Regions from separate parts of the Homo sapiens genome. Here regions 2, 3 and 4 are each linked to region 1. A link is a loop called in an ENCODE intact Hi-C map of the cell type or tissue named here. Cell type or tissue: IMR-90. All regions are shown on one strand. Links, peaks and the distances in the headings refer to the core of each region. The heading gives the core; the rest is flanking DNA. Region 1 has its middle 8.9 kb from the start of VGLL4. Region 2 overlaps HRH1 (histamine receptor H1). Region 3 overlaps TAMM41 (TAM41 mitochondrial translocator assembly and maintenance homolog). Region 4 has its middle 47 kb from the start of SLC6A1.

What was found. Peaks named below come from ENCODE experiments on the same cell type or tissue, not always from the same donor. Only the 100,000 strongest peaks of a DNase experiment are listed, where the experiment ranks them.
Region 2: a loop joins it to region 1, with 11 times the contacts of the local background. A loop is called at or near these places in 6 of 110 quality-filtered maps.
Region 3: a loop joins it to region 1, with 4 times the contacts of the local background. A loop is called at or near these places in 20 of 110 quality-filtered maps.
Region 4: it touches region 1 in a loop (13-fold over the local background); 7 of 110 quality-filtered maps call a loop at or near these places.

Annotation. Positions count from the first base shown.
Region 1 is chr3:11,649,097-11,656,589 of GRCh38, forward strand. It overlaps a transcript of VGLL4 not described here. Among named protein-coding and RNA genes, the nearest start is that of VGLL4, 8.9 kb to the left of the region's middle. In IMR-90, for the core only: a CTCF peak has its summit at 3,038 (motif pointing left); a DNase peak (open chromatin) is centred at 3,005; H3K27ac peaks cover 282 bases.
Region 2 is chr3:11,156,519-11,164,011 of GRCh38, forward strand. The region is part of intron 1 of HRH1 (histamine receptor H1); the gene reads left to right. It overlaps LOC124909345 (a long non-coding RNA gene), which reads left to right. Exons shown (of 2, transcript XR_007095817.1): 2 at 2,420-5,250. Among named protein-coding and RNA genes, the nearest start is that of HRH1, 5.8 kb to the left of the region's middle. In IMR-90, for the core only: a CTCF peak has its summit at 3,243; a DNase peak (open chromatin) is centred at 3,133; H3K27ac peaks cover 1,270 bases.
Region 3 is chr3:11,831,012-11,838,504 of GRCh38, forward strand. The region is part of intron 3 of TAMM41 (TAM41 mitochondrial translocator assembly and maintenance homolog); the gene reads right to left. Among named protein-coding and RNA genes, the nearest start is that of TAMM41, 12 kb to the right of the region's middle. In IMR-90, for the core only: a CTCF peak has its summit at 4,224 (motif pointing left); no DNase peak of the experiment used is centred there.
Region 4 is chr3:10,941,639-10,949,131 of GRCh38, forward strand. No RefSeq gene overlaps it. Among named protein-coding and RNA genes, the nearest start is that of SLC6A1, 47 kb to the right of the region's middle. In IMR-90, for the core only: a CTCF peak has its summit at 4,219 (motif pointing right); no DNase peak of the experiment used is centred there; H3K27me3 peaks cover 263 bases.

The DNA of each region.
Region 1 (7,493 bases), core at 760-5,759:
AACCTGAAAACCTAAAGTCCAAATAAAAGGATGCATTAAAACCGTGGCTTATCGATGACAGACTATTACGCAGCCATTACAACACCTTCAATAATCTATAATGACATGAGGAAATGCTATGCTATATACTGTGTGACAGTACTACATTTGTTAACTGAAAACAATAAAAATCGGATATAAAACTAAAACACACATTATTCACCAACTGTGCTAATGTATTTATGAAAACATACATATATATATAGGAAAAAGTATACATTAAAAAGACTGGAAAGTATTCCAAAATGTTAATAGTGCCCATCTTTGAATGGTGGGCATTTTTTCCATTTTCCTGAATTTCTAACTAGCCTACAAATAGTTTATTCTTCCTATAATGAAGATGCGGATAAGGAAAGTTCTTGATTTTTAAAAAGCAGCAACACAATGAAATAATATTCCCTGGTGAGACATAAGCAATGGATATGTATATCTTATTATAGCTTACATATCTCATGATATCTCCTTTTGATTTGGGTTTAACAACTTAAAAATAATAAGAATCCAAACATTTCTTTAGAACTTTGGAACATTCAAAGATGTTTAAGATGGGGTATCTGTCTCAAAGAGCAAAATTGACAGAGACAGCTCTACACTTGCAGAGCTTATAGACATGTGTACGTGCTTTTTATCTTCTACTGCTTACTAATTATGTCATATGTCAGTACCAATTCCCCCAAACTAGACCATAAGCTTCTAGAGGGAAGGAAAGCTAAGCCTCAGTCCTTAGAGTAAAACTCCCCCACAGCACACAAGTGCTCTATTTGGTTTGGTTTGGTTTGGTTTGGTTTGGTTTGGTTTGGTTTGGTTTGGTTTGGTTTTTTTGAAACAGGGTCTCCCTCTATTGCCCAGGCTAGAGTGCAGTGGCTCAATCACAGCTCACTGCAGCCTTGACTTCCCAGGCTCAAGTGATCCTTCCAACTCAGCAGGACCACAGGTGCATGCCACCGTGTCTGGCTAACTTTTTTTTTTAATCATTTTTTGTAGAGACAGGTTCTCACTGTGTTACCCAGGCTGGTCTTGAACTCCTGGCCTTAAGCCATCCACCCGCCTCGGTCTCCCAAAGTGCTGGGATTACTGGCATGAGCCACCACGCCTGGCCCAATAAGTGCTTTATAAATGTTAATTATGGTTGTGCCTCAGCATCTTTGTGGAATAATGGCAATATGACGATAGAAGAAAGCCCAGGCTAATTACTAGGCTGATCTGTTTAATTAGCTAGAGGTTTGACTACCACTTTAGAATAGATCACCAAAACTGCGAGCTGTGTAATAAAAGCCAAATACTCTTCTATTTAATATCAGCCTGTGGAAAGAAAAGCCAAATGATCAAAATCACTCCCCAGACATTTATTTAAAATAAAATGCTTTCATTTGAGCACTTGAAGAGAGGGGAAAGTTTTAATGTTAAGTCTAACATAACATCTCCAAATACCACATTAGAAAATATGAGTAACCCTACTGCGCTATCTGTTTCCCCTACTGGGTTCCGCTGTGCTCTTCCTCCCAGGGTTTCAAGTAAGCTGGATATTTAGTTAATACTTTCATTTTAAAGTGCTTTTTTTCTCTTCTTGCTACACATAGAAAACACACACACACACACACACACACACAGACACACACTTTAACCTGATGTAAATAATATTCAAAACAGACCTTACTAATAACAAGAAAATAAGTTTGACTATTCCTTGAGCTAAAGCATCAGTTAAACAATAAGTTGGAGGTGCAAAACTGTCATGTTTCAGAGGATCTCTAGGTCCGTCGCAATTTACCAGCACATTCCTCAGTGTACTAAGAACAGTACCAATGATGATGATGATGGTGGTGTTTGTAAAACACTACACTGGTCAACACATTTTTGCTTCGTAATCTACTTAATTTAATTACTAAGACAAGGTTGTAAGAAGGAAAGCATAGAAAAGGGTTTAAGGGACCAGGCGCGGTGGCTCACGCCTGTAATCCCAGCACTTTGGGAGGGCGGGTGGATCACCTGAGGTCAGGAGTTCGGGACCAGCCTGACTAACATATTGAAAACCCATCTCTCCTAAATACAAAAAAATTAGCCAAGTGTGGTGGCAGGTGCCTATAATCCCAGCTACTTGGGAGGCTGAGGCAGGAGAACTGCTTGAACCCAGGAGGCGGAGGTTGTATTGAGCCAAGATTGTACCATTGCACTCCAGCCTAAGCGATAGAGTGAGACTCAAAAAAAAAAAAAGAAAGAAAGAAAAAGAAAGAAAAGGGTTTAAGGTAAAACCTAGCATTGAGTAATAAAAAAGGAAGACTTAAGAAACCAAACTTTCTTTTCTTTTAAACATTGTTTAGAATGCAAATTCCTTAAAGGCCTAGCTGAATTACCAACCCCCCGCCCCCACCAAGAACCATTAGCTAGGATTAATCTCTTCATCCTGCATTATTTTAGGTTTATTCTATACTTCATTCTAAAACAAAGCAGACTATAAGATAGTTTCTGTGTCTGTCCCCTACCATATTATAAAGACTGCTTTGTACACGGTAGGTCAACAACTAAGCTGCTGAGTTAAAGGAGAAACCAAAACAAAACAAACTTCAAATGCCTTAAATATCAATGACGTACAGTAAGTACCAGGGAGTAGCTGATTTAAAAAAAAAAAAAATCAGCGACATAAACCAAATATCTAATAAGCTCCCTTTGTTGTTACTTTCTTTTAAGAATTCCTAAATATATCATAAAATAGTGATTATTTATACAACTTGGGGCTGCTCAAGGATGATTTTTTTAAAAGGACAGTATTTTGTGGAATTTTTCACAAAAGCAAATATCATTAAACTATGTCTTAGATTTTATTATTTACAAAATACTACCATTTGTAAGTTAAAACACACTCAACTTCTATTAAGTAGCGACTGATCATTCTCTGTAATATAAGATTTTAACACAAATCTATGGACTTTTCAAAAACTTTAAATGGGTCTTCAGATCATATTTAAATTTTCAATACAACACCACCCTCTAGGGGTGAACTTTAAATTACAAAGACCATTTTGAAAAAGCAAACTGCAGAATTCGTGCTATTCTTGCCTGATGTGCATTATATTTCAAATACAAAAATAAACCTTATTTTATTTAATATTAAAATTCATAGAAAATATCTTTTAACAAATAGTTTAATTCTTACTAAACTCTGCAAAAGTTAAAACAAAATACAAAATCAATTAAATTGATGCCAAGTGATTAAATAGGAAATGTGCTTTCACATAAATTTAACCTTAATAATCCTAAAAAGTGCAGACTGGGAATGGTGTTTTTTGTTTTTTTGTTTTTTTGACATGGAGTCTAACTCTGTTGCCCAGGCTGGAGTGCAGTGGCGCGATGTCTGCTCACTGGCAACTTCTGCCCCCCGGGTTCAAGCGATTCTCCTGCCTCAGCCTCCAAAGTAGCTGGGATAACAGGCACGTGCCACCACGCCCGGGTAATTTTTGTATTTTTATTAGAGATGGGGTTTCACCATGTTGGACAGGTTGGTCTCGAACTCCTGACCTCAAGTGATCCGCCCATCTCAGCCTCCCAAAGTACTGGGACTACAGGCTAAGGAATGGTGTTTTAAATAAATCAGAATAAATCAGTGCGAGGGAAGGGAATTTAATTAGATTAGCATCCCCAAGAAAAGAGAAATCTCTTGCAAAACACTTTAACTTGTTAGTTTTACAACTACTGTCTTACATGTTTGACAATACAAATATTTTCTTGCATGTTTACATACATGATTATTTTAGTGATTTTCGCTACTACAACCAATTTAGGTTCAGTAAGTCCCATTCAAAGAACATTCACAATTAAAACGCTATTCTGATATTCACTTTGTACCAAGTCATAATTACTCATAGATGTATTCCTGCAAGATTGACTAGAACTGACTTCCATGGTAAAAATAGAAGAACTGGAGAAAATGTCCCAAATATTCAACAACTGAAGGGCTAAGTTCGCTGCTAGCCCCAATGTGTGACCCAACTTCATTTCACAGGTCAGTCTGCCTGCACAGTGCTTCATTCATTATGCAGCACGCTAAGCACCTCCACAGTCATCCTTCCAACCAGTTAGGGTGCCGTCCAGGAAAGAGAAATCATGGCTGTTATTTATATAGGGAGAATTTTAATGTATCCCACCTCCACCTATTCCTTCTTCCAGTAACTACCCCCATAGGGTAACTTACTATCCTAACCTTTAAGAACGTAGATCAGTTGTATAACACTTTATAGAAAGAGAATCGTATGATGCTAGCTACTCTTGTGGCTGGATTCCTTCACTCCACATATTTTATGAGTGGTAGCATTATTTTTATGTGCAGTTGCATAGCATTCATTTGCATTGCTGTCTAGTACTCCATTACTCCAATATATCGCAGATCCTTCATTCTACCACTGATGGGCATTTAGGTAGTTTCTACCTGGGGGTTATTATAAATAGTGCTGCTATGAATATTCTAGTGTGTGTCTCTTATCAGCCTCGGAATGCATTTCTGTCGCACATGTACTCAGAAGCAGATACGCAGAAAGTGTATGTTCAGCTTAAGTAAATATTGCCAAATAGTTTTCCACAGCAGTTGTACCCGTTTATACTCCTACCAGCAGGGTATGAGATTTCAAGTTGCTCCCCATCCTTGCCAACAGTTTTCCAACTCTTTCATTCCTGTTATTCTGGTAGGTCTGGAGCAGCCACACTACGACTTTACTTCGCACTTCTCTGATGGACAGTAAGAACTCTGTGACACTTGTAGCAGGCAGAGGGATAGAATTCACCCGAGACAACACAGAGGGAAGGGCCCCGGCCAGAGGCTCTCAACCAAGGAGATTCTGCCCTCCTCAGGAGACATCTGGCAATGTCTGGTTATTTCAAATTTGGGGGTGTTGTTAACATCTAGTGGTTAGGAGCCAGGGATGCTGCCAAACATCCTACAATGCATAGGACACCCCCCACCACCACCACCACAACAAAGCATTATTTGGCAAAAGTGACAATAATGCCACAAATCAAGAAACCCAAATCAAGCAAATCATTATTGGGCATTTTCTCCTTAGCCAAATCATCATTCTCTGATACAGCACAAGAGGTCAATGTCCTATTGTCTTAAAATGTTATTTTTCCTAGAGTTGAGGGGATAGAAAGACAACAAAGGATACTAAGTGCCACACTCCATGGCACAGTGCATATCTTCTGCATATCCTGTTTCTTTCTCAGTTCTCGCGACAATGCGGAGATGAGGAAACAGATACCAAGCAGGCTCCTTGGCTCCTCTAAACTCACGCAAAGAGCAGCAGAGCTGGGACCAGAAGCTGTGATTTTCCACTGCACCCAGGGTCTTACTTTTAACTAAAAATAAGGGGAGTTTTTAGAGTCCACAATTCCTGTTAACTTGCAAGGCATGAATTTTACCTTATTAGCTTTGCAAAAGGCAGGCAAATAAAACGAGGTATGAGAAAAAGATCATTTGCAATGTTAAGATTATTAACCTGCACCTGTAAGTATCTTAAAATATTTCAACAAATCCACCTTCCTCATCACACGGTGATCTCTTTGAAATGAAACCCATACCATATTTTTCTTTGTCTATGCCCAATACCTGTAAGAGCAGGCATTCAACAGTTAACATGTCCTGGATTAATTACTGGCCTGAAACCCCAGTGAGAGAAGACAGAATCTTTATAAAACAAGCAGGTGGTTTAGATTTTATTTCATCACCAACACAACTATATTTAGTAACATTAACTAGAATAAACGGTTTTTGTTGAAAAATATTCAATTAAGTCAAATAATGGCCAATACCACAAAATTCTTTTTGAAATGCAAACAATTCAATTTTTCCAAGGATGAGTTTGCCAGCATTACCTTATCCTCCTGTGGATCTTCTATTTGAGGCTTCTATTTGTGAGGCCATTGGCATTATTAGGGCCAACAGAAATCCACCCACTATTAGAGCAGTTTTGAACCGTGGCCATACATTACAATCACCCAGGAGGTTTTGAAAGCCATGGGTGTCCAGGAGGATAATTTGGTAAATCTGCAGTAGATGAATTTTGAATTTACACCCAGGAAATAACTACACTTAGCAGTATCGTTTGAAAATAGCTACCCACGTAATTTTTGCAAGCTCCCCTCCCCTTAGGGGTCAGGACCACTACCCTGGAGATTCTGAACTGAACTGAGGAGGGCACCTGGCTGCTTTTCATACCCACCAGAGTTCAACATCCCAATGAGTTAGTTGCTCGTGGGCAGGACTAGGGGGCGACGTGAGCCCACCTAACAAACAGCCTGGCTTCCTTCCCACAGGGATGGCACCACCTGGTCATTTGTATTTAAACAATTCCCATCTGCTTTACACAGAAGGGGCAAACCAAACCCACCACCCCCATTCTCAGCCTATCTTCTTAAATTATCAACACCCAGTAGCTGGAATAGGACTTGAAATGGATAAACCTACCAACACTTGACTGCAGTGAGCCCAGAAATGGACAAGGCAGGATTTCCTGTTTACCCCACATAGGGTGGGGAGTGCGGGGACTAAGGGGTCCTAAGAAGAGACAGCATTTGCCGGAGGAAACAGTGGGGTTTCCAGTTTGTGTCTGGTTCCGGCTGGTGGCGGGGGGTTTCTAGTGACTCGTCTCACTGCATAGGAGCCTGCCCTCAGAGGACGCAGGCAGGTGTCATTTCAGGCCTGTGTACTCCTCTGATGAACGGCCATCTCCCTCCCATTCACATCCGTGCTGTTTTGCCTTATCATTGTTTCCCCAGCACCTAACACAAAGCCTGACACTGGTGGGTGACCACTAAACATTTCTTGAAAGAACAAATGGGAAGGGAGAGCTCCAGAATCTAAGCTGGGAACAGAGGAAAGCGAGAAGCCTAAAAGAAGGAGCGAACTGAAGAATGAAGGAAGTCAGGAGGGAGCGCAGGTGCACAGCTTTGTGATGCTCTGCGTGGTTACAATAAAGAGATGATCAAAGTATGATTTCCTGAAGCACATGGTCTATTGCCATACAAAGGCTCATGATCCCTAAGGAGGGGAGAATAATGAGAACAGGCCTACCAGGGAGCACACACGACAGACGAGGTCCATTCACCACACAGGGAGTGCTTCCCAAATATTAAAGTCCAGTTGCTCACTTAGGATGGAAGCAGGCCTCTGTGGAAAGTGACATCTGATTAAGTTTGAGGTGTGCCTTTTATATGAGTGGTTCTCTCCAGAGATGGTGTCCAACACAGGGAGGGATCCACGGTGACATATAAGGCCCCCGGAGGCTAGAGGAGTTCCCAGGGGTGCTGGTGTTGGCAGGGCCTTTAGGCTGGAAGGCTAACAGGCTAGGAGCACCTGAGCTGGGGATCTTTGCAGAAGGGGCTGGCAGAGCTCAGCCTGCTGTGGCTAAGCCCTCAACGTATCTGTCAAACTCTAGAGCTGAGATGTCCACTGGGGTGCAGTAGCT
Region 2 (7,493 bases), core at 1,126-6,125, 490 kb before region 1:
ACACATAGCAAAGACATCAAAAGTGTGGGATTCTGGAGCTCACCTGTTGGGGTTCACATCTCAGCACTGTTGCTTATGAGTTTTGTGGCCTTGGTCAAGTTGCTACACGTCTCCGTTCCTTGGTTTCCCCATTTTTAGAATGGGGGTATTCCTGACACCTTCTTCACTGCGTTGGTAAGAGAATTAGGTGTGTTCATGTGCATAAAGCACTTCAGTGGTGCCATGTAATAGCTAAAAGTGTTAAGAGTCCATTGTTGTTGTTGCTATTAAGGCCAAACAATCCCAGCTCTGTATCCTTTCTCTGCCACCTGCAAATTGCCCAGCCTCTGCAGGCTTCTTGTTTTCTCATCTGTAAAGTGAGAGTAGGTCTGGTTAGATGTAATGTGTGCCCCAAAGTCTTACTGCAGTCTCAAGCTTTAAATAGTCTGAGACTTGAAGTCTCAGTGTGGACCTGTATAAACTTCTGATACTCTGCTAGACACTCAGCAAACGCTGGCCATTGCAACGAGTGTCACTAGTGTGGATGATATTGCTGCTACGCAGTGCAGCTTGAACTTTGTGCTCTGGCTTTGTTCTGACGAGCATGGATTTGGGACAGTTTTCAATCAGCTGTTTTCTAGAGGGACAGAAAGCTTAGGGTTGGAACCCCAGCTCTTGCCCTTAGAACCGAGAGACCCTGGGCATCGGCTTCCTTATCTGCAAAATGGCCATTCGTTCGATTTGCCAGTATCTGTTTCTCAGGATGAATGTCAGGATGGAAATGTGGAGAAAAGAAGGAAAAAAGCAGATGGTATAAATTGCAAAGAATTACATACAATTGTAAGTAATTCTCATTAGCATTCAGGCCGGGAATTAGCTATAATTGCTCCTGATCCAAGATGTTTTATCTGAAAGATGTACCTGGCAGAGGATCATTCAAGCCCCAGTCACCTGCTGCCCTCCCTTTCACAGTGACGCTGAGCATTTCTGAATCTCGGGATGTAATTATAATAAAGCTCCCATATCTCATTTATAAGTGACTCACTTCTGCCATTAATGGTTGTAGAGGACTAAGACGCATACTCTTCGGGAGCAATGCTGCTGATGCTGTCGGAGGGGGGGCCAGGATGCCTTGCCTCTTTTATGCATTCGTCCTCACTGCTGTAATTCTCCAGTGATAATGCAGGGGGATCACATGGGCCAGGATCGAAGCTGACAGCTCTCAATTTGTGCAACAGCTTGGATGGCAAGGGCCATTGAAACTTGTTGTTGCCAGCAGAATGCATGTTAGAAACTATCACATCCCAACAGAGGAATGAGCAGAAGAGGTTGAGGAAGCTGCCCCCAGGGAGTACTTAAAAGCACAGACTCCAATGTCCAACAGACATGAGTTTGAATCTTAGTTCTGCCAGTGTATTTGTTGAGGTGTGATTTCTGGCTGTCTTTCCAACCATAATATCAGCTCTAATAGAGCAGGCAGCACATTTGTTTTATTCACCAGGACATTCACAGCTCCTAGCACGTAGAAGGTATTCATGAATGTCTACGGAATGGATGAATATGTGAATGACAAATTGCTTAATTGGGCCTCAGCTTTCTTATCTGTAAAATGAGGCTAATATAGCACCCACCTTACAGGTTGCTGTGAGGTCTGAATGAAGAAATGTTATGAACAGAATAAACATTCAGCAATGCCCTTGATGATAAATAGATGGGCATAAGCAAGCAAGTTGGCTTAGTCTGGGACATTTAACTTTTCTCCCACCCTTGGACCAACAAGGGACAAAAATACTAGTTGTAAGAATCTCCTGTATTTATACAGCACTCTGCAAAGTGCTTTCTTATCCATTGACTTCTAACAAGTAGGCAGAAATTATTATCCATGTTTTATAAGAGAAGAAACAGGTTCAGAGGGGTTGGTGAAATAAGTTACAGAGTTTAGAAGCAGCAGAAATTGGAATATAAATCCAGGTTGCTCTGATTTCTAAATAGCAGCTGTTACACTGAGCTTTCCATTGCCTTCTAGAGAGTGGAAGGTGTAGTATTTAGTCTTCCATGAACATGGTATCTCTCTACTTATTTAGGATATTTTTAACATCTTTAATATCTCGTGACATGGCTTCCTAATGTTCATTTTGTGTTTTTTATATCTTTTGTTATATATATTTCTATTATTTGATAATTTGTATGCTATTATACATTTTTGATAGAAAAATTCATGTTCTGTTGGTTACTTGTTGGAGAAATATGCTTGGCTTTTGCATATTGATTTTGTATCCAGAAATCTTGTTAAACTCTCTTACTAATTCAAAAAAATGTATTTGTAGATTCTTTTGAAAACACCATATACAATTGTAAGAGGTACAAATAACAGTTTTGTTTCTTCCTCTCTAATCCTTGTATTCTTTCCTTTTTATTCTTGCCTTACTACCCTTCTAAGACCTTAGTACAATAATGAATTGAAGAATGGCCGGGCACAGTGACTCACACCTGTAATCCCAGCACTTTGGGAGGCCGAGGTGGGTGGATCACCTGAGGTCGGGAGTTTGAGACCAGCCTGGCCAACATGGCAAAACCTCATCTCCACTAAAACTACAAAAATTAGCCAGGCATGGTGGTGCATGCCTGTAGTCCCAGCTACTTGGGGGAATGAGGCAGGAGAATTGCTTGAACCTGGGAGGCAGAGGTTGCAGTGAGCTGAGATTGCACCACTGCACTCCAGCCTGGGTGACAGAGTGAGACTCTGTCTCAAAAAAACAAAACAAAAAGACAGTGGACATCTTGCCTTTTACAGCTCTTATGGAAGAGCTGTCCACATTTGATAATGAGGTATCATGTTTACTCTAGGTTTTTGGTAGATACTCTCTATCAGATTAAAGAAGTTCCTTTCTATTCCCAGTTTGCTGAGTGTTTCTTTTCTTTTTAGTTATAAATGGAAATAGAGTTTTAACAGATGCTTGTTCTGCATCTGCCCAGATGGTCACATGATTTTTCTTTTTCAACCCGTTAACATGATGCATGACATCGACTTCTGCATTTCTGGAATAAACCCAATTTGAGTCATCCTGTAGCATCTTTATTTCCAGCTTATATTTACAAACCCTTTTGTTTAGGATTTTAAAATCATGAGTTCATGAGTGCTGTTCACCAGTGATTTCGTTTCTCATGCTTACTTTTCAGGCTTTGGTATCAAGGTTATGCTGGCCTCACAAAATGATGTGGGCAAGAGTCCCACTTTTCTGTTCTCTGGAAGAGATTGCACAAGATGGGCGTTGTTCTTCCTTGAGTGTTCAATGCAACTCACCAGTGAGGCCCCCAGTGGATGGATGCTAACGTGGAGGGTAGGGAGGAAAGCCAGTTTTGAAGGAGGAACTTGCTACCAATCAGAGGCTCAGCCTGCCTCTGGTGGAAGTAAACAGAGACTGCGAACCTGTCTGTCCTGAGTACCATGGGGAGAGCCCAGCCTTGGACTCTGGATGAGAGTTCTTCTAACCAGACATCCAGATGAAGGGGACTCAGCCTAGGGTGAAACCTTAATATCTGCTGAAGTCTCCATCTGCTTCTACAATTGCAGCTGCTTCAGACAGTATACCTGTATATTGTTACTTCCTGGTGGCCACAGATTGAGGGACAGTCAGATTCCATTGACCATTCCTGTGCCAGTTTTTAGGCCAGGCTCTCCTTCTCTGTCATGTTATCAGTTTTTGTGGAATCTCCATATTATGACCTAAGGGCCATGCCCCTTTCTGCCAATTCACCTTTTCCCTACCCCCAGGATAACTAGGTTTGAGCAATTTTCTCGGCTGGAATCTTGCCTCAGTCCTCTTTTTAATAAAGTGCCAGGCACTGTCCTAACTTGAATTATCTCTCTTAACTCCCTTAACAATGCTATGAGGTAGTTACTGTTATTCCAATTATTCAGATAGGAAAACAAGGTTTCTCACTGTCGTTAGTTTAATGGTTTCATATTTTAGACTAAATTATCGCTCTCTAACCTATTTGGGTTTTGAAGAAAGATAAAAGTCTAAATTAATTTTCCTTCTCACATACTTAACCAAGGTCCTCATCCTGTTCCCCTTCCTGTTTATTAAATCTTTCTTCCTTTCTTCCCCACCTTTCTTTCCTACGTCACCTGCAGCAGCACTAAATTACAATATATCTTTGGAGGCAGAGCCACCAAATCACACTCAACTCCAGGGAACACCATTTGCACAGTTCTGTATCTTGGGCCTCAGGGCACGTAACCTGGAAACCCAGTCATTGACAGTAGATCTCTTTCTGAACTGTCTGTTCTGATCTGTTGAACCATCTGCCAATTCTAATAACTGACTATCAGACAGGGCCATGGCAAAAAACAGAGGGCACATCCCAACTGGGTGATTGAGAAAGGTTTTGATAAAGAGCCTGTTACCTTGTATAGACCTTTTGGTCTGGTGAGCTAACATGGGATAGTGCAGTACCCTAGAGTATCAATGGGAAGAGGAGAGTTGTTTCTGCCTCCAAGTTTGGAGGAGCAAGAGAAGGGAATAAACACTCAATGTCATTCTCCTCCTGCCCTGCCTGTGGCCAAACCCAAGAGAAGGGAATAAACACTAAATGTCATTCTCCTCCTGCCCTGCCTGTGGCCAAACCCAATCAGAAGTGGGTGGACAGCAAGAGAGCCTTTGATGTGGTTCAGGGGCACAGAGCACAGGAGGAGGACCGGAGATCTGTGCCATGCTGGTTTGATGATTGTTTGTATAGGTTGTATTTTAATAGCTAACAGAGGCATCTGCTTTCTCTTCTTTTTTCATTTCTTTCAAACTTTTCCAGGCAATTTTCACTTGGTTTGCTCTTTCAAGAGTGTTCCTTTTATTTACTTGCTAGCTTTTCTTTGTTCCTGGAGAGAATCACTAATCATCATTAAATAAGTACATCCTGCTGCCCCTTGCCCTCGGCCCAGGTGAGGCACAATTCCACCACCAGCCCACACCTGTGGTCTGGAGAGTCTGTGGACGTGATTGTTGATCCCAGGCTCATATGGGAAGCCTGGTTTTCTTTCCTCTGTCCTTGGTGTCTGACTACTTGAGTGGCGGGGCCACCCTGATGAGCCTAACATGGGCCTCTGGTAGGGTCTGCATTCATAACAGAGCGCCTGGCACTTCATGGTGCTCACAAACCTTTGAATGGAACGGCTTTCCAGGCATCTTGAAAGTGGTAAGAAACACTGGGCAAGGATAAGTTATTTTCCCTGTTGTATCAGGAGCTCAATAAATATTTTTCAGTTGTTTATTGATTGATTCTCACAGCAGCGGGTTTCACCAAGCCTTGAAAACCTCCATTAACAAGCCAGGAACTCAAGATGGAGTTTTCTCCCACTGGTCTCTCCTGTAGGGGGCGGTGGGAAGGGCCGATAAATAGCACTCCTCTGCCCAGCCTGAGCTCTGTACCAATCGAGAATGAAGACAAAAGGCAAGACAAGGCAGCTGGAGAACAAAATGTCATGGTTATTACTAATCAGAGTGACAGTGGAGCGTGTGGGCTCGCAAATGCTGAAGGCCAGGATGGGCTGAGTTGCCCACTCAGGTACAGGCAGTGCTGGGCTCTGCAGGAGGTGGCCCCTCCCTGTCCTTCCTGGGAGAGAGTGGAAAGGACGCATGCTCCCTGCAGGCACGCTGGCTCCCAAAAGAAGGGACTGAGTTATACTTACTTACCTATTTCATCTCTCAGATTCACTCATAGATACAGTCACCATGCAAGGAACCAGGGGAGGAGCCATTGAGGAGCTGGGGAGAGCCCTGGGTTATAAGGTGATGATGCTCCCATCGAGTGGCAGGATATATGATGAATGGGCAAGAAGCATTTTCCTCTCCTTGGTGGGGGAGTGCGGGCAAGGGGGTTGGGGCGATCCAGAGGTCCCTAGCACCTGCTATTATCTGGACCAGCAGGGTATGGGAGAAATAGCCCCTGACCTTTCTGACCCTCCTGTCCTGATGACTGATGAAAAGAAGTACTGTCTGTTGAGAAAGCACTCCAGGGCTTTCCATTTGTGATGTCACCCAGTCCTCAACAGCTCTACGAGATGCATATTCATGTGCCCATTTTATAGATGAGACAACTGAGGCTAGAGACATGGAGTAACTTATGCTAGAGTGTAACTGGGGAGACCAGTAACAAGGCTATTGCTGTCATCCAGATGGGAGAGGACAGCCCCTTGGACTGGCAGTGGCCAAGGAGAGAAACAGACAGATTGAGACTGGTGTGGAGTCCATGCTTAGGACTGGACAGGTGGCTATGTGTGGTGAGGCTGAATGAGCTGTTACTAGGAGGCAGGGTTAAAGCAGTGTCTTGGGTAATTTGTGGTTATTCTTGGGTTTTGTTTTGTTTTGTTTTGTTTTTTGTAAAATAGACATGACCCTCCTAGGCAAAGATTATTCAAAGAATTAAGAATTCCACAGGCACCACCACATCTGCACATCTTAGTGGAGCTGAAGCTGCTGCTCACTTGCTCTGAATTGGAAGTGCTAGCTGGAGCATGCTTAGGGGGAATTAAAATGTGCAGACCTGGAAGAGGTCTAGTTGGGAAGGAGATCCTGAGACAGCCTCCCCCACTGCCTTCTTGCCCTTCTGATCACCTTAGAGGTGGTCACTGCTGCATCCTGCTGCACCGCGTGTTTCCCGAGCTCCTCCCCACTGTGCATCACCCCATCCCAGCCTCAACGTAGGCCTCCTCCTCCTTCTGCACACCCAACACAGGCTTCTCTACCTCCAGGCAGCCCCCTTCTATCCCCAGAGGTCCCTTTCCGAGGGACATATCTGACCATTTCACTTTCCTGCTTAAAATCCAGTGACATCCTCTGCAGCCATTAAATAGAAGGAAACCTGAATTTTACCATCTGGAAAGATGTCCCTGATAAATGCATTGGACAAGAGCAAGTGGCAGAATGACCTGGCCAGCCTCAGAAGGCAGGGAACAGTGGTCAAAACATGGGCTTGGAGGCTGCAATGAGTTTGAACCCGAGCTCTACCACTTAGTCACTGTATGACCAGGAGCAAGTTCTGAATTTCTCTGTGCCTCAGCTTCCTCATCTGTGAAATGGGAATGATAATAGTCCTCTCCCCTATAAGGTTGTGAGGCCTCACCCCTATAAGGCTAATATGTCAAATGTGCTAGTCCAGTGCTGCTCCTAGTAGCATCCAATAAACACTAGTTATTACATTAGCATATAAGTACATGTGAACACATATAATCATAGGTCACATCGATGCCTAAGATTATATGTGTTCTCATGTATTTATATACACCTCTCTCTCTCTTTTCACCTCATTCTTCAGGACTCAGAGGTATTCTCTTCCAGGAAGTCTTCCCTGAATACCCCCCACCCCTAAGGCTGGATTAGGATCCTTCTCTGGCCTTACAACACCCCCAGACTCACATCTTCCATACATGTCCTTATTGTCACCATCGGTCCCCCCATGGCTGTGAGCAGCTTGAGGACATAGGCTGTAACTGATTTCCCTCCATATCCCTGGTA
Region 3 (7,493 bases), core at 1,153-6,152, 180 kb after region 1:
TCCTTATCAGTAAAATGGAGTAAATAACAGAATCAAGCTCATAAGGCTGCTAGAAAGATCAAGTGAGTTACTGCACACAAACCCTTCAGTGAAATGAGCTTCCTTGTGTGTGCTTCTCAGTGCACAAGGCAAGAGCTTCTCTGGGCCAGCGGTTCTCATCTTTAGCTAGCATTAGCTTCACCTGGAGAACTCGTTAAAATGTGTATTATCGGATGCAACTCCCAGAGTTCTGTTTCAGGAGGCCTCGGTGAGGGCTGAAAAATGTACATTTCTAACAAGTTCTTAAGCAATGCCCAGGGACCACATTTTGAGAATTACTGCTCTAAGGTGCATACTTAGCACTGTCAAATTGCTCTTCAGAGTGGTTATGCCAATTTACACTCGTACCATGATCTTTTAAAAACATCATACTGTTTCTGATTGACTTTCTATACAAAGTAAAGGGTCTAGAAGTCCCTTAATAAGGACTCTCATATGTCTAAAATATATCTACCATCTCTAAATCTTTTGGTACTATCGACACATTTTCTACCTATTCTAGAAAACAGGGCATAAGTTGCCTTTTATTTGTCAAATACAGATAATTTCTGACAAAATTAAGATAGCACATAAAAGACACACTATGAGAAACTCCAAAATAAATATTAGAAAGCAAGGAAAGAGGAGAATGCTGCAGTATTCCAAGGCATAGCTTCTTCTCTTCTAATTGTAAAAAACAGTATTATAAAACATATAACTATTATTTTATAAATCAGGCTTCAGAATCTGAATTCTTTTACCTTTTTTCCCTACTTTTTTCTAAGGGAGTATTTGTAACATACAAACATCATATATGGTAGGTAAGCCACTTGATTCAATAACACCCCCTCCTCCCTTACAATTCTGAGGACTTAATGGACCTTAATTAAGCCTTTCAGCACTTAGGTGAGTTTAGTATTACTGCAATCATCTGCAGAGAGTAACCCATGACCAGCCAGGAACATGACTTGCCTACAGTTGCATAATGAGTTGACAACAAAAATCAGGATCACATTCTTTTACTTGGCAAATTCAGCTCTAAATATTCTGAATTATTCTCATGCATTCATTTAGGGTTATATTCTGGTTAACTTATCTTGAAAGATGATTAAAACAAATTTTAAGGTCCTATAAAAACACCTATGCTTATTCCTTGAATAACTTTCCTAAACCTTATAGAGTTGGCTCTTCGTATCTGTGGGTTCTGCACCCATGGGATTCAACCAATCACAGATGGGAAACATTCAGAAAAACAAAAAAAAAAAATCCACAAAGTTCCAAAAAGCAAATGTTGAATTTGCTGCCACATGCCAATTACTACGTTGAAGGCAGGCGAATGATGTGAAGTGTAAGCACGGTATTAGGTATTAACAGTCATCCAGAGATGATCTAAAATATAAAGGAGGATGTGCATAAGTTATATGCTAATACTAGGCCATTTTATATCAGAGACGTGAATTCTGAGGGTGGGTGCAGGTCCTAAAACCAATCCCCATGGACACCAAGGGATGACAGTATTCCATACTGAATGATTAATCTAGGAGGGCAACTGCTTCATCTTACTGACAGAAAACTTAGGCCTGGAGGGGTTAAAGGGGTTAAAAGATTTCTCCAAGAGAAGTAGTGGCGAACTGGACCGGGATCCAGTCCCAGGATTCACCCAGTGCTCTTTCCACAACTCTGTGATGTCTCTCTACTTCCACATTCCCGTTCTTCATCCCCATTCATCACACATCCTTCTCAATAATTCTTCACCTCTCTGTTTTTGATGGCTTTTACAGAAGCCCAGTGAAATTAGAAGCTATTTTGAGATGCTAACAATTCAAAGATGCAAAGAAAAGACTAAGTCTTGGGAAATTTTCCCAGTTAACAAAATACCACTTGTTCTCCAAGGAAGTTGTTCTACATAGGCTGTAAGAAAGCAGTCTGTTTGCTATTTAAGATTAAGAGGATGAAAATAAAAGCATCCTTACTCAAAGGAAAAATGTCAGTTCGGAAGATTCTGCTACTGTGCTGATCTGGTTCTTCAATGAAAGGTGAACTAGGAACTTGTCTCAGCAGCACTGTTATTTGTTGTTCAGAGTGAAAAGCCAGTGAACTCTTGGGACACTGCCAGAGAGGCCTGGGAAAAAAAGAAAGTGCTCAGATTTGTGAATAGCTGTTTGTATCTTACTGGGAATGCCCCGACCTGAACTGCATAGATAACATTAGCACGACTGCCAGGGAGGAAAATCTTTACTGTAGAGAAAGGGGCATTGGCTTAAAGGGACTTTCAAAGGAGATATTTGTGAGTACCTTTCAAGACAGGAAAAAAGAGAAACTCACATGTGGGCTCCTCTAAAACTGTCACAAGGAGAGACTACTTGAATTGCAGAGTGAAATTTTAATCACAAAGACCACAGCCCTACCTACTGTTCAAATACTCAACCGCCCACCAGAACTTTTCCATTCCAAACGACCAGGAGGTTTAACTCTTCTAAATAGTCACTGCTTAAGGATGAAGAAGAAACGCTGAACATTAGAGCTGGATGAAACCTTACTCAATATCTACCTGCTGGACTCTGGGCTCTTCGAGGACAAGCAACATGATATCATTTTTAAAAATTCCTTTGGCATACACAGAGAAGAAACAGTTGTCTTTTGAATAAAGAAATGAATGACTCAATCTGTGCATTTCAAACGCTAGCGGCCCAAACATTTGCTTATAGTAGGGCAGAGCCAAAACTAGTAAGCCAGGTTTTCCAACTCCCAGTTTAGGGATCTTTTATAGCACTGGGGGTTTTTCTATCCACACAAAAAATTAATCAACAAAGCTGCAATATGGTGATAGTTGAACTCTGAATATAGTAAAAATCATTGAATTGTACTCTTTAAATGGTTGAGCTGTGTGGTATGCGAATTTTATCTCAATAAAGCTGTTATTAAAAAATAGGCCAGACAAGGGGGCTCATGCCTGTAATCCTAGCACTTTGAGAGGTTGAGGCAGGTGGATCCCTTCAGCCCAGGAGTTCAAGACCAGTCTGGGCAACATGGCAAAACCCCATCTTCACAAAAAAATACAAAAATTAGCTGGGCATGGTGGCACGTGCCTATAGTTCCGGCTACTCAGGAGGCTGAGATGGGAGGATTGGTTGAGCCCGGGAGGTCGAGTAAATTGTGTTCATGCCACTCCACTTCAGCCTGGGTGACAAAGCAACACTCTGTCTCAAAAATAAAATTAAAATAAAATAAAGCTACATTACTAAAAGGCAAAATATATTGCAATGAATACATTAAATCAAAATCCTCTTAACAAGGTGGCAAAAAAACCACTGCATGTCAATATAAATGTCTTAAAAACTCAAGCACAATTATTTATACACTAAAAACAATGTAAAATACAAAAATCCAAAATTATGTTAACTAAGGAAATAACTATTAATTATTACTTTAGAGGTTTCTTGGCTTAAAAAAAGTTTGGTCACAATGCTATATTAAACACTTTAAATTCCATGATTTTTTACTTGGGAAAATATTAGTAAACTCAGAAACTTAAGGTTGTACTGGAAATAAAAATAGGGTATTCCATCAATTATGAGATAAGTTAATGGTAAAGTATGATAAAAATTTAATTTACACTCAACTTTTCCCAGAAAGTCCATCTTTTTAAGCAAGATACTCAAATATATATATTTGGAGACATGGTCTTGCTCTGTCATCCAGCTTGGAGTGCAGTGGCATGATCTTGACTCACTGCAACCTCCACCTCCTGGGTTCAAGTGATTCTCCTGCCTCAGCCTCCCTAGTAGCTGGGATTACAGGTGCGCACCACCTCGCCTGGCTAATTTTTGCATTTTTTAGTAGAGACGGGGTTTCACCATGTTGGCCAGGCTGGTCTCGAACTCCTGACCTCAGGTGATCCCCCTACCTCAGCCTCCCAAAGTGCTAGGATTATAGGCATGAGCCACCGCACTCGGCCTATATCCCTTTTAAAGACTTGAATTACTAGTGATTGAGGAATTCTATTTCAATTTGCAAGATGCAAGACAATTCTGGGGCTTTAGACAATGTAATTTAATGTGATTCCTTTTAAAACACAAAGATAAAGAATTCATACTCATATTCTCATAATTCTTTCTTAAGATATTTACCCAACTTTCTTGTCCAAGATACTACCACCCTCTTTTCATTAGATTTGTTCAAGTCTGATTAATATTTGCTGCCACCTAGAGGCACAGATAGTTTGTTTAAAAATCATCATTCTGGTTAACAGTGATTTCCACATGTTGAAAATTGGGAGCAAGGTAGAAGAGAGAGTTAATTTGCCCATTTATCATTCTCAATTAAAAAAAAAATATGTTCATCACTTTCAAATGACTTTATGATACCCTAATTTTCTTGTGCTAGAAGCATTAAAAGCCTTAGAAAATAATCATTGCTATCAGTAACATTTTCTTCTCCAAGTCAGCTGAGAAATGCAGAGTTTTGCATGAAATGAGCATGGGTGCTACTACTTGTCTTGAATTGCTGTTTTTGTTTTATAAGGATATAACAGTTAGATAAAACCTGAGCTCATTTCCAGTGCTTACATTCTGAGATTTCATGGCATTTCAGCTTTCTAAAGCCTTTTTTAAAATTTTGAAACATTCTAAGCATAAAGTATAATACAAAGAACAATACAACATTTTAACATTCAATTTCATTTCTATCTCAAAATAACTGAGATAAGCAAAGGCACAGAGAGAAGGCAAAGACCATTTTCTGAGTGTCTACTAAGTACCAGGCATTTCAGAACCCTCTGAGGTCAGCGCCATCAGACTCATCTACAGATGAAAACACCCCGAGGCTTAGGGAGACTGTCAGTGGTGCAGGGTCACAACATTAGGAAGCATCAGAGCTGGGATTCTAACCCTACATCTGTTAGATTCTGAAACACTGAGTTCTTCCCAGCAGTACTACTCTGCTTCCAATATTCCTTTTCCTTTTTTTTTTTTTTTTTGAGACTGGGTCTCGCTGCGTCACCTAGGCTGGAGTGCGGAGTGCAATGGCACGATCTTGGCTCACCTCTGCCTCCCAAGTTCCAGCGATTCTCCTGCCTCAGCCTCCCGAGTAGCTGGGATTACAGGTGCATGCCGCAACGCCCAGTTAATTATTGTATTTTTAGTAGAGATGGGGTTTTGCCATGTTGTCCAGGCTGTTCTCGAACTCTTGGCCTCAAGTGATCTGTCTGCCTCAGCCTCCCAAAGTGCTGGGATTACAGGCATGAGTCACTGCACCCAGCCCTGCTTCCAATTTTCAATACCTTTGTGGACCTTTATTCTACAGATAACTGAAGTTCAGAAAGATAAAACAAGATGCCTAAGTTTATGTAACAGCTAATAGGTGGCAGGACTGAATATGACTCAAGGCTTCTAATTTCATGTCCACTATTCTTCCCATCAAGCTATATATTATGTTTTTGTTTGTTTGTTTTGAGACAGAGTCTCGCTTTGTCACCCAGGCTGGAGTGCAGTAGCGCAATCTCGGCTCACTGCAACCTCCACTTTCTGGGTTCAAGTGGTTCTCCTGCCTCAGCCTCCCGAATGGCTGGGATTACTGGCGTGTGCCACCACGCCTGGCTAATTTTTGTATGTTCAGAAGATCTGGGGTTTCACTATGATGGCCAGGCTGGTCTCGAACTCCTGACCTCAAGTGATCCACCCGCCTCAGCCTCCCAAAGTGCTGAGATTACAGGCGTGAGCCACAGTGCCTGGCCCATCTTTTGTATATTTAAAACAAACAAACAAAACAAAAAACAAAACAAAAAACCCTTGGAAATAAAATATTTACAAATTTCCAACTGCTCAGTTATGAGCTTTACTAGTCATCCAACTTAGAAATGAGAAATGTATCTGTATAGACATGAAATTTCAGTAAGCCTATCATTTCTGGACTTTAAAAAATGTTTTTAATTAAAGTAAAAGTTACAGTGAAGTGCACACATCTTAAGGGTACAGTTTGATAAATTTGTCCATGTGTATACCTGTGTAACCCCTGCCCGGATCGAGTATTTCTGGACATTTTAAGGAGCTACACTATGAAATTGTAAGCCCAGGTGCAAAGCAGGAGAATCCAGACAGCCCATGCACATCAATAAAGAGATGTTTATGACACAAACCAGTGAGCTAAGGCTATGGAAATCTGTCATTTTTCCCATAGATAGCTACAGAAGCAGCACATCACTGTTGGGGGAGACACTCGAGAACAATCTATCGGCCTCTTGTGGAGCCTGGGACCCTCTCACGCACAGTGAAAATCTTCCTTATAGTAGGAAGTGTGAGATTAGCAACTGTAAATATTTAACACAGTCCTCAAACTATGGAAAGACCCTTTCTCAGAGCACAGACTGATTATCTGGAAAAAAAAAAAGAAGAAAGAAAAGTGACATTGCAAATACTTGTTAAAAGTTTAAGTTCTCTCCCACTTTTTTTTTTTCCTGTTTTGTGTTTGTTTCCTGTTTCTACTAAAGCCCAGGGAGAAGCCGACTCCCCACAGCCTCCTCTAGCTGTGTCCCAAAAGAGCTAAGACAATAGAGAAAGCATCACCACTGGCCTGAGAAAGAGAATAAAAGGGATGGGAACACCAGTCCCTTGGAATGACTACTTGGTGCATTCATTTATTCAATGGTTACTGAAGGATCCCACGACTCAGGCACTGCCCTTGGGACGCATCAGTGGACAAACGGTGCCTCCATGATACATGTCCTAGCAGACAAGGTGACTGGGTGGTGCTAAGGGAGGCTCCACTGAGGCACCAGGCACCTCCTCTGCCACCCTTCCCCCAAATGGGTCAACTTGGAGCCCGATCCAGTCATTGGAGAATCTTGAGGGGGAGGGCAGCAGGAGGGAGAGTGGACTGTGACCCGGCTTCTACTCCCAGCACTTCTGACACCAAATGTGGGTGTCACACCAACCAATTCTCCAGCCCTCCAGACACCAACTGAGTGTCCTACAACTGAATTCGATTCTGACCCTAGCTACCTGGAGTCAGAGTCAGATCCCACAGGTTATGGGCTCAGTTCCACAAGCCTCCCCCACTTCAGACACCAATCACAAGTCCAGGCTGCCTGTACTCTGATCGTTCACTTGAAAGGGATGGGGGCTACTTCCCCTCTCCTCTGGTTTCATAATTTGCTAGAATGGCTCACAGAGCTCAGGAAGGCAGTTTTTTGTTGCTGTTGTTTTTAAGACGGAGTCTCACTCTGTCGCCCAGGCTGGGGTGCGGTGGTGTGATCTCGGCTCATTGCAATTTCCATCTCCCAGATTCACGCGATTCTCCTGCCTCAGCCTCCCCCAGTAGCTGGGATTGCAGGCATGTGCCACCACGCCCAGGTACCTTTTTTGTATTTTTAGTAGAGACGGGGTTTCACCACTTTGGCTAGGCTGGTCTTGAACTCCTGACCTCAAATGATCCGCCCACCTTGGCCTACCAAAGTCCTGGGATTACAGGTGTGAGCC
Region 4 (7,493 bases), core at 1,556-6,555, 710 kb before region 1:
TTCACACTAGTTATTATCCTGAATAAATAATGCCTAAGCTCAAAAAGTGTTTGTAGTATTGCCTAGAACTTAGACTAAAGCCTCTAAATTTGTGTCTGATATTTCTAAATGGCTACTCTAGACCACAGGCATGTTTTGTCCTGCCAGCTCATGACAGTAAGATCATCTTATGCAGTGTCTACTCATTCCTGTCTGGTCAACTTTTTGCTTGAAATCCCTGATCTCAAGTCTACCTGACCCTGTCTTGGCCTTTGATCCTCTCTGAGGTGGTAATATCTGCTCGTAGGAAAGCATCCCACAGACTTCTGGAATTCAGAAAGTCTCTGTGATCCACAGCCAGGGTCCCTGAGTAATTCCTACCCTCACAGAGCCACAGGGATTGCTGCAGTCACCTGTTCCCTGCCATCTTCCCTCCTCATGTCTGAAAGTGTCTTGCATTAAGCAGCTGTCATATGCAAGAGGAGGCTGAGTCACAGAAATATGAGTTTCACTCATTCCCAGGAAACTTCATTTGCAGACTCTTGAGCCTATAGAATTAATAGCATGAGGAATTAATTGACGCACTAGACCCCTCCAGGCTGCAGTGTGTGCTAGTGACCCCTGCTGGCCAAGTGGGACACTGCAGGCTGCCTCTACTAGACACTGCCAATAACCAGAGAAGGGGAAAGGAGCTTTGGCAGTGAAGTCAAGGCTACCTCAGGCCTAACAGCATTTCCCATGGGGGAGGGGATCAGGCACCAAAGAGCAGGCATATTCTGCTGAAAGTGGCCAACTTTGGAAAATTGAGTTCTTTCATGCATTCAGCAGCCCTTTACTGAGCAGCCACCATATTCTTTGTGTGGACTCAGGACTAACAGCCCCTTCCCTGGAGTGTTCCTACTCTTAGGAGGAGAGGTGTCCATACGCTTCTGGACAGGAGTAAGTTCACAGGGAGATGCTGTTCTGATTCTGACCTCCTGTTCCTAGCCGTCTTCCAGCCAGTTAGAGTTCTTCAGTGTGGCAGTGAGCAAGTCTGCCCACTCCTTGGGCCTCGGTTAGCCACTGGTAGAATGGCAAAGAAATGAGACCCAGAGAGGGAATGTGATTTGCCCAAGATTCCCCTAGAACTCTGTATTCCCATCTCATAATCAGTCCCCTGCACCATCTCAAGCCGTTAAAAAGCAAATGAGCTTGGGCCCCTCATTACCCATTAGGGAGAAAAGTCAGCCTTTGTTGCCAACTCTGGCCACTTCTCTCTCATTTTTAAATAATGCCCACTTTGTGAGGGATACTGGAAAGAGTAACACATGCAGCACTCTCTGAGCATCCAGCGTGGCTCAAGTGTCAGAGCCACTTCACAGGAAACCATATGGCAGGATGTGCCATGGACTGAGTGCTGGGGAAGTACTGCAGGCAGGAATAAGAACTGTTTATGGAGCACCTGCTGCGTTCCAGGGTCGTGCCTGCATTACCTCATCAGAGCCTCACAACAAATCTAAGAGGTAATTGTCATTAATCCCATTTTTCATAGGAGAAAACTAGAGTTCAGAACTGTAAATAATGTGCTCTAAGAGATACAAATTACACCTCCTGGCAAGTGGAGGAGCTGGGTTTGGATCCAGGTTTGCTGGATCTAAATAAGGCCCATGTGCCCAGCCACTTAACCAAGGATGTGGGACTTGAGTTGCACCTTGGGGGATGGGAAGACTTAGGCAGAGAAGGACATTTGAGATGAGGGAACATCCCGAGTGATGACAGAGGCTTTGGGAGAGCAGGGAACCAGGGTACTCCCCATTCACTGCAGCCTCCACTTTCTGGGCTCAGGTGATCCTCCCACCTCAGCCTCCTGAGTAGCTGGGACAACAGGTGTGTGCCACCCTGCCCAGTTTTGTTTTTTTTTTTTGTAGAGACAGGGTTTCACCCCAGTCTACTTTCTATAACCCCTCATGTATCTTCACCAATCTCTCTGGCAGAGCAAGATCAGGTAACACCATGCTTATCATGGAATGGCATCTGATGCTGGTCCCCCCACAGGACAGGAGCTTGGATGAACAAGTGCCCAGCTTGCCCCAGAGTGGGGAGCCATGGGAAAAGGAATACATAGGCATTGAAGACCTACTCAGTGCTGGAGACCATACCAGACACTTTCCTATGCATTACCTTGCCCTCAACTGCCTTGTAAGTTGGCATGGTGTTCACATTCTACCAGGAATGAGGAAACAGGCTCAGAGAGGTAGATTCAGCTACCCAAGGTCACAGAGCTGGAAAGTGGTAGAGCCGGGGTAACAGCCCAGGTGTGTCTGGCGCCAAGGCCCATGCACTTTCCACCGACCACCTGTAGTAGTCAGGCTTCTCTAGAGAAACTTCTCTAAACATTGGATAAAAATATATAGAAAGAGACTTATTATAAAGCATTGGCTCATGCAATTATGGAGGCTGAGAAGTCCCATGATTTACTATCAGCAACATGGAGACCCGGGAAAGTCAACAGTGTAGTTCCAGTCCAAACCCAAAGGTTTGAGAGCCAAGAGCACTGACGTGCAATGGCAGGAGAAGATGGATGTCCCAGTTCAAGCAGAGAAAAATTTTCCCTTCACCTTTTTGTTGTACTTGGGTCCTCAAAGGATTGGATGACGCCTGTCTGCCTTGGTGAGGGCAGGTCTTGTTTACTAGGTCTACTGATTCAACTGCTAATTTCTTCCGGAAACACCCTCACAGAGACGCGAGGAACAATGTGTACCAGCTATCTGCACATTCCTTAGCTCAGTCAAGGTGACACATGAAATTGACCATCACAGCACTGTTGGGAGCCACTGAGTGTCACCACAGCCATCAGCATTGAGAGGTTACTCAAGGCCATAGAGAAGCTATGGATGGTGGTGGAGGCCATGTGGGGAAGGTCTGAGGGTCTTCAGGGGCCTTGGAATGCCTTTGGTGACACTAGGGACCTCTGGAAACCTTCACAATTTCCCAGAAAACGATAGAAGGCCATGAGAGTTCACTGATAAAGACAAGGGGATGTTAAAGCCAGTGAGAGGCATTGGAAGTACCTGGGAACCCCCAGAGACCTGAAAGAGATGTTGCAAGGGGAGAGGGCCTGGAGACCCAGTAGAATTATGTGGAGCCATTTGGGAGTTACGAGAGACTGGGAGTGACAGGAGTATATGAGAGTCATAACGGCTACTGAAAAAAAAAAGGAGGCTCATTGGGGAGCATTAAGAGGTGCTGAGAGCCATCAAGAGTTATAAAAAATATCAGGGCTCTTGGTCATGACTGGGGGGTATTTTAGTCATCCAGAGTCCTAGGGAGTACTTGGGGTCACCTTGGGGGGCCCTGCCTGGGGGAGCAATATGCAGGATGTAGCCTTGAGGAAAGGGGAGGAGGGTAGCTCAGAAATGCTCTTACAGCGGGGCGCAGAGATGGGGGAGCTGGAGCCAACACGAATAAAGGGGCCGGATGCCCAGCTGCCATAGATGGAAAAGCCAGGCCAGAACTCCGCAGACCACGATAGGCGGCCGGCAGGTACATGATGGGACAAGGACTTTTTGACCTTGATCTTCCTAGGCTTGTACAGGCCTGAGTTTTCTTGAGATTCCCAACCTGGGTGTGCCAGATCCCCCATCTGGGTCTAGCCAACACTTGGCTTTTCTTATTCTCCTGGGAATTTTCTCTGCCGTTCTTTTCAAAGCCAACCATTCCTGAAGTGAGGAGGCTCTTGTAGCCCAGGCTGAGCCAGGAACTCAGCCCCCCACCAAAGGCAAAGGATTTAGGGGAAACCTAACAGAGGAATCTGGGCCTGAGCTCTGGGAGCCCCTGGTCAGATGATGGAGAGAGGGGCAGAGGACCGTGTAGAGTGAAGGCAAGTGTTATTTATTGAGCACCTACCATGCACCTCGGATGAGGTGGGTGTTTTCCATAATCCTCAAACCAACCACTGGAACTGTGATTTGTTCTCATTTTACAGATGTGCACACAGGCTCGGAGAGCTAAAAGGAGGAACTTGCCCAACATCACACAGGCTGTGCCGGAATTCAAAGCCAGGTGGATCAAACCCAGAATTCTTGGCTTTTTCCCTCTATACCAGGCAACTATTGGCTTGGCCCAGGTCTCTAGCAGGGAAGAATGAGCCCTGAGCCTTCCTGCCCTTATCCACTCTCCCCCACCCCCACCCCTCCATCCCAGTCCTGGGCTCAGAGGGGCCTGTGGCTGGCAGATCCAGGCTCTGTTAGCAGCAAGTCAGCCACCAGGTGGCGCTGCTGCTAAACCCAAGCCCCCTCCCTGTGGTCCTGGCTCAGGCCAGTGAGGTCAGGACTAGAGCTGGGACCCCACAGTTGAGACTAGAGGATCCAGAGGTCTCACTCTGGGTGCCCAGATGGGGGACAGAAAGGCTGCCCTTGTCAAACGCGCACAATTCATCCTTCTCACCCTGCCCCATCCCTAGCTCACGTTTGCAGCACTACCCTAACAGCCAGAAGTGAGGGTTCTTAACTCTCTCACTCCTTTGCTGTGTGACCTTGGGCAAGTGACTTTGCCTCTCTGACTTCAACGTCCTCTTCTGTACAAGTGGACAGAATAAGCCACTCAGGGGTGCCGAGAGGATGAGATGAGATGATGGTGTGTGTCAAGCGTCCGGCACACAGGGAGAACATGGCTCTCCCAGTGAGCCTCCTTCCTCGGGTCCATGGTCAGAAGGGCCCCAGCCGGTGTCAGGAGACCTGCACCCTAGCTCTGAATTCGCTGTGTGCCTTCAAAAAAGACATGCTGCCTCTCCAAGTCTCGGTTTCCTCATCTGTAAAGTGGCACTAATCACAGGAACTTTCTTTTTGGTTATTCTGAGGATGAAATGAGAACATGGCTATATGGCATTTGTTTTATAAAGCCCCACATGATCAGGAAAGGTGATTATTGAAAGCATTTCTGCAGCAGCTTTCAGGGGGTGGGATTGGGTGAATGTGTAAATAGTGGTGAGGTGGGAGAGGTGACCGGGCACATGGGACAGGCTGCGGGTTTTGCTCTGTGTACCTACAATGACACAGGCCCCTTGTGCCACACCCTACTTGGCATCTTCCCGGCCATGCCCCAAGCCCCTATCTTGCTCCATCTATCCTGGAGTCTTGCCCCAACCCGTTTAAACACAAAAATGTCTGAGTGCCTGCACGGAACAAAGACGAGAGGCAGAACACGGAAATGTCGATTGTGATTATCTCTGAATGATAAGGTTTGGGCTGATTTTTATTTTCTCCTTTTTCTTTTATTTTTTCTGTACCATCTAATTTTTTTTTAACAAAGAACATCTATTGCTTTTATATTCCAAAAACCAGAATCAATAAAGCTATTTTTAAAAATCCTTTCCTTGCCATCAAGAGGTTGGTTATAAATGAAGGCTCCAGAGAAAGAAACAATGATTCTCCTGTGGCTGGAAGATGTGGCCAGAGGGAGATGGGAGGGGAGAGGAGGCGTCACCACGTAAGCTGCCTTCAGTCCTGTCTCCAGCCTCCCCTGGGAAGCCAAGGAAGAGGCAGATGCAGCAGGACCCCTCCTCCGGGCCACAGAGCTCCCCGTAACATTTATGGGCCAGCATTCCAGGGGCCTTGAGCTTGCCGCTTGTCTCTGGGAGCTCGTCATGGTTGTTGAAGGAAGAAGGGAGCAAACAAGCCAGGAAGCCATGCTTGGTGAGGGCTGACTATGAACTAAGTGCTGCCACCTCTATTAACTCATCAGACCTCCCTCCCCACACTCCCCTGTTGAGGGAGCTGGGATTATCAGCCCAGGTTACAGATGAGAAAACTGAGATATGAACTTACATATCTGACTGCCTTCTGGATCTCTCCTCTTGAACATCCATTCAGCATCTCAAACCCAATTTTCCCAACTGAATTCACCTCCTCCAATCCTTACCCCCGCCCAGCCTATTCCTTCCTATCTCAGTAAGTGACACCGCTGTCCAACCACTTCCTTTATTCGGCAAATATTGATGGAGCATCATCTATGGCCCTGCCCTCGGGGAGCTCGCACTCTCGCCAGAGGAGACAAGAACACGGACATTTTGGAAAGTAAAATTATGCAGTGTGACAGAAGATGATAAATTATCTGGCTAAAAATAAGGTAGGGAAGAGGTATAGGAAGGGTCAGAATGGGGAGGTTGGAATTTTAAACAGGCTGGTCAGGGAAGGCCTCATGGGGAAGGTGAAGGAGGGCGGCGGTGGCTGTCCCAAGAGGAGCATCCAGGCACAGAGATCGGTGTGTGCAAAGGCCCTTGGGTGGGCGCTTATCTGCAGTGTTCCCAGGCAGCTAGGAGGCCAGGGTTGCTGATGCAAAGTGAGCAAAGGGCACTGGTGGAAGGGGAGGCCAGAGAAGTGGTGGGCAGATCACAGAGAGCCCCGAGGCCAGTGCAGATGTGCAATGAGGATGAGTGAGGGTTCTCAGCAGGAAAGGGACCTGCTCTGATTCCTGTTTTAATAAGGCCCCTCGGGCTGCTGGCAGGGGCTTGGGTGGAAGCATGGAGACCAGGGAGGAGGCTGTTGTCCTCCAGGAAAGAGATGATGGTGGCTGTACCAGAGAGAAGGGGATTCGGGATCTGATTCTGGGTATATTTTGAAGGTAAACCAGCAGGGTTTCCTGGTGGATTGACAGAGAGAGGAGTTGAGGATGACTGAGGTTTGGGGCCAACTTGTCAAGCGAGAAAACCTCCTCATTCCCCGCATTCAATCCACCGGTGAGTCTCATTGGCTCTTCCTCCTTTAAACCTCTCAAGTCCACTCACTCCCTCCACCCCAGCCACTGCTTTGACCTCCCATCATCCCCTGGACTGCTGTTGCCTCCTCCTGGCCAGCTTTCCCTGCCTTCTCCGCCAACGTGCCTTCCCCTCAACCCCTGTGGTGGGGCGGTTCATGCCTGTTAGCACTCATGGCAGACCTGAGCCAGAGCCCACCACTGTCAGGGAACTTCCCTTCTGCCTGAGAGTTACCACCCCAAAAGGAAATCAGGGGGCCAACAGATGGGGGATGATGCTGGCTCACCAAAAACCCACCATGTCCACCACCAGGGCCAGCTGCATGACAACCAGGCATCGTTCAGCAGGGAGAGGAAGGAGGCCCCAGGGTCGGCAAAGGCTGGGCCTTTGAAGAAGTTCATAGCTCAGCGTGGTCTCTGGCATCTCAAAGGTGTGGATCTGAATCATGGCTCTATCTCTTACACCATCTGGGTGACCTTGAGCAAGTCTCTTCACCTCTCTGAGCCTCCCTTTGCTCATCTGCAAATTGGAACCAATAATCTCTGAGCCTCAAGATTTTTGCAAGACCTGGGAGTTCCATTAGGGTGTTGGCTTACGTTAACCTAAAACAGTGCCTCCCAGGGCCTGATGGGCCCCCATGAAAGGAATGGACACAGCTTTGGAGCCAGACAGACTGGATTCCCATCCCAGCTCAGCTGAGTGACCTTGGGCAAACCTCTTCCTCTCTGAGCCTCCATCTCCTCCCCTGCAAAACAGAGCCCCCGTCTCACAAAAGAAGCAG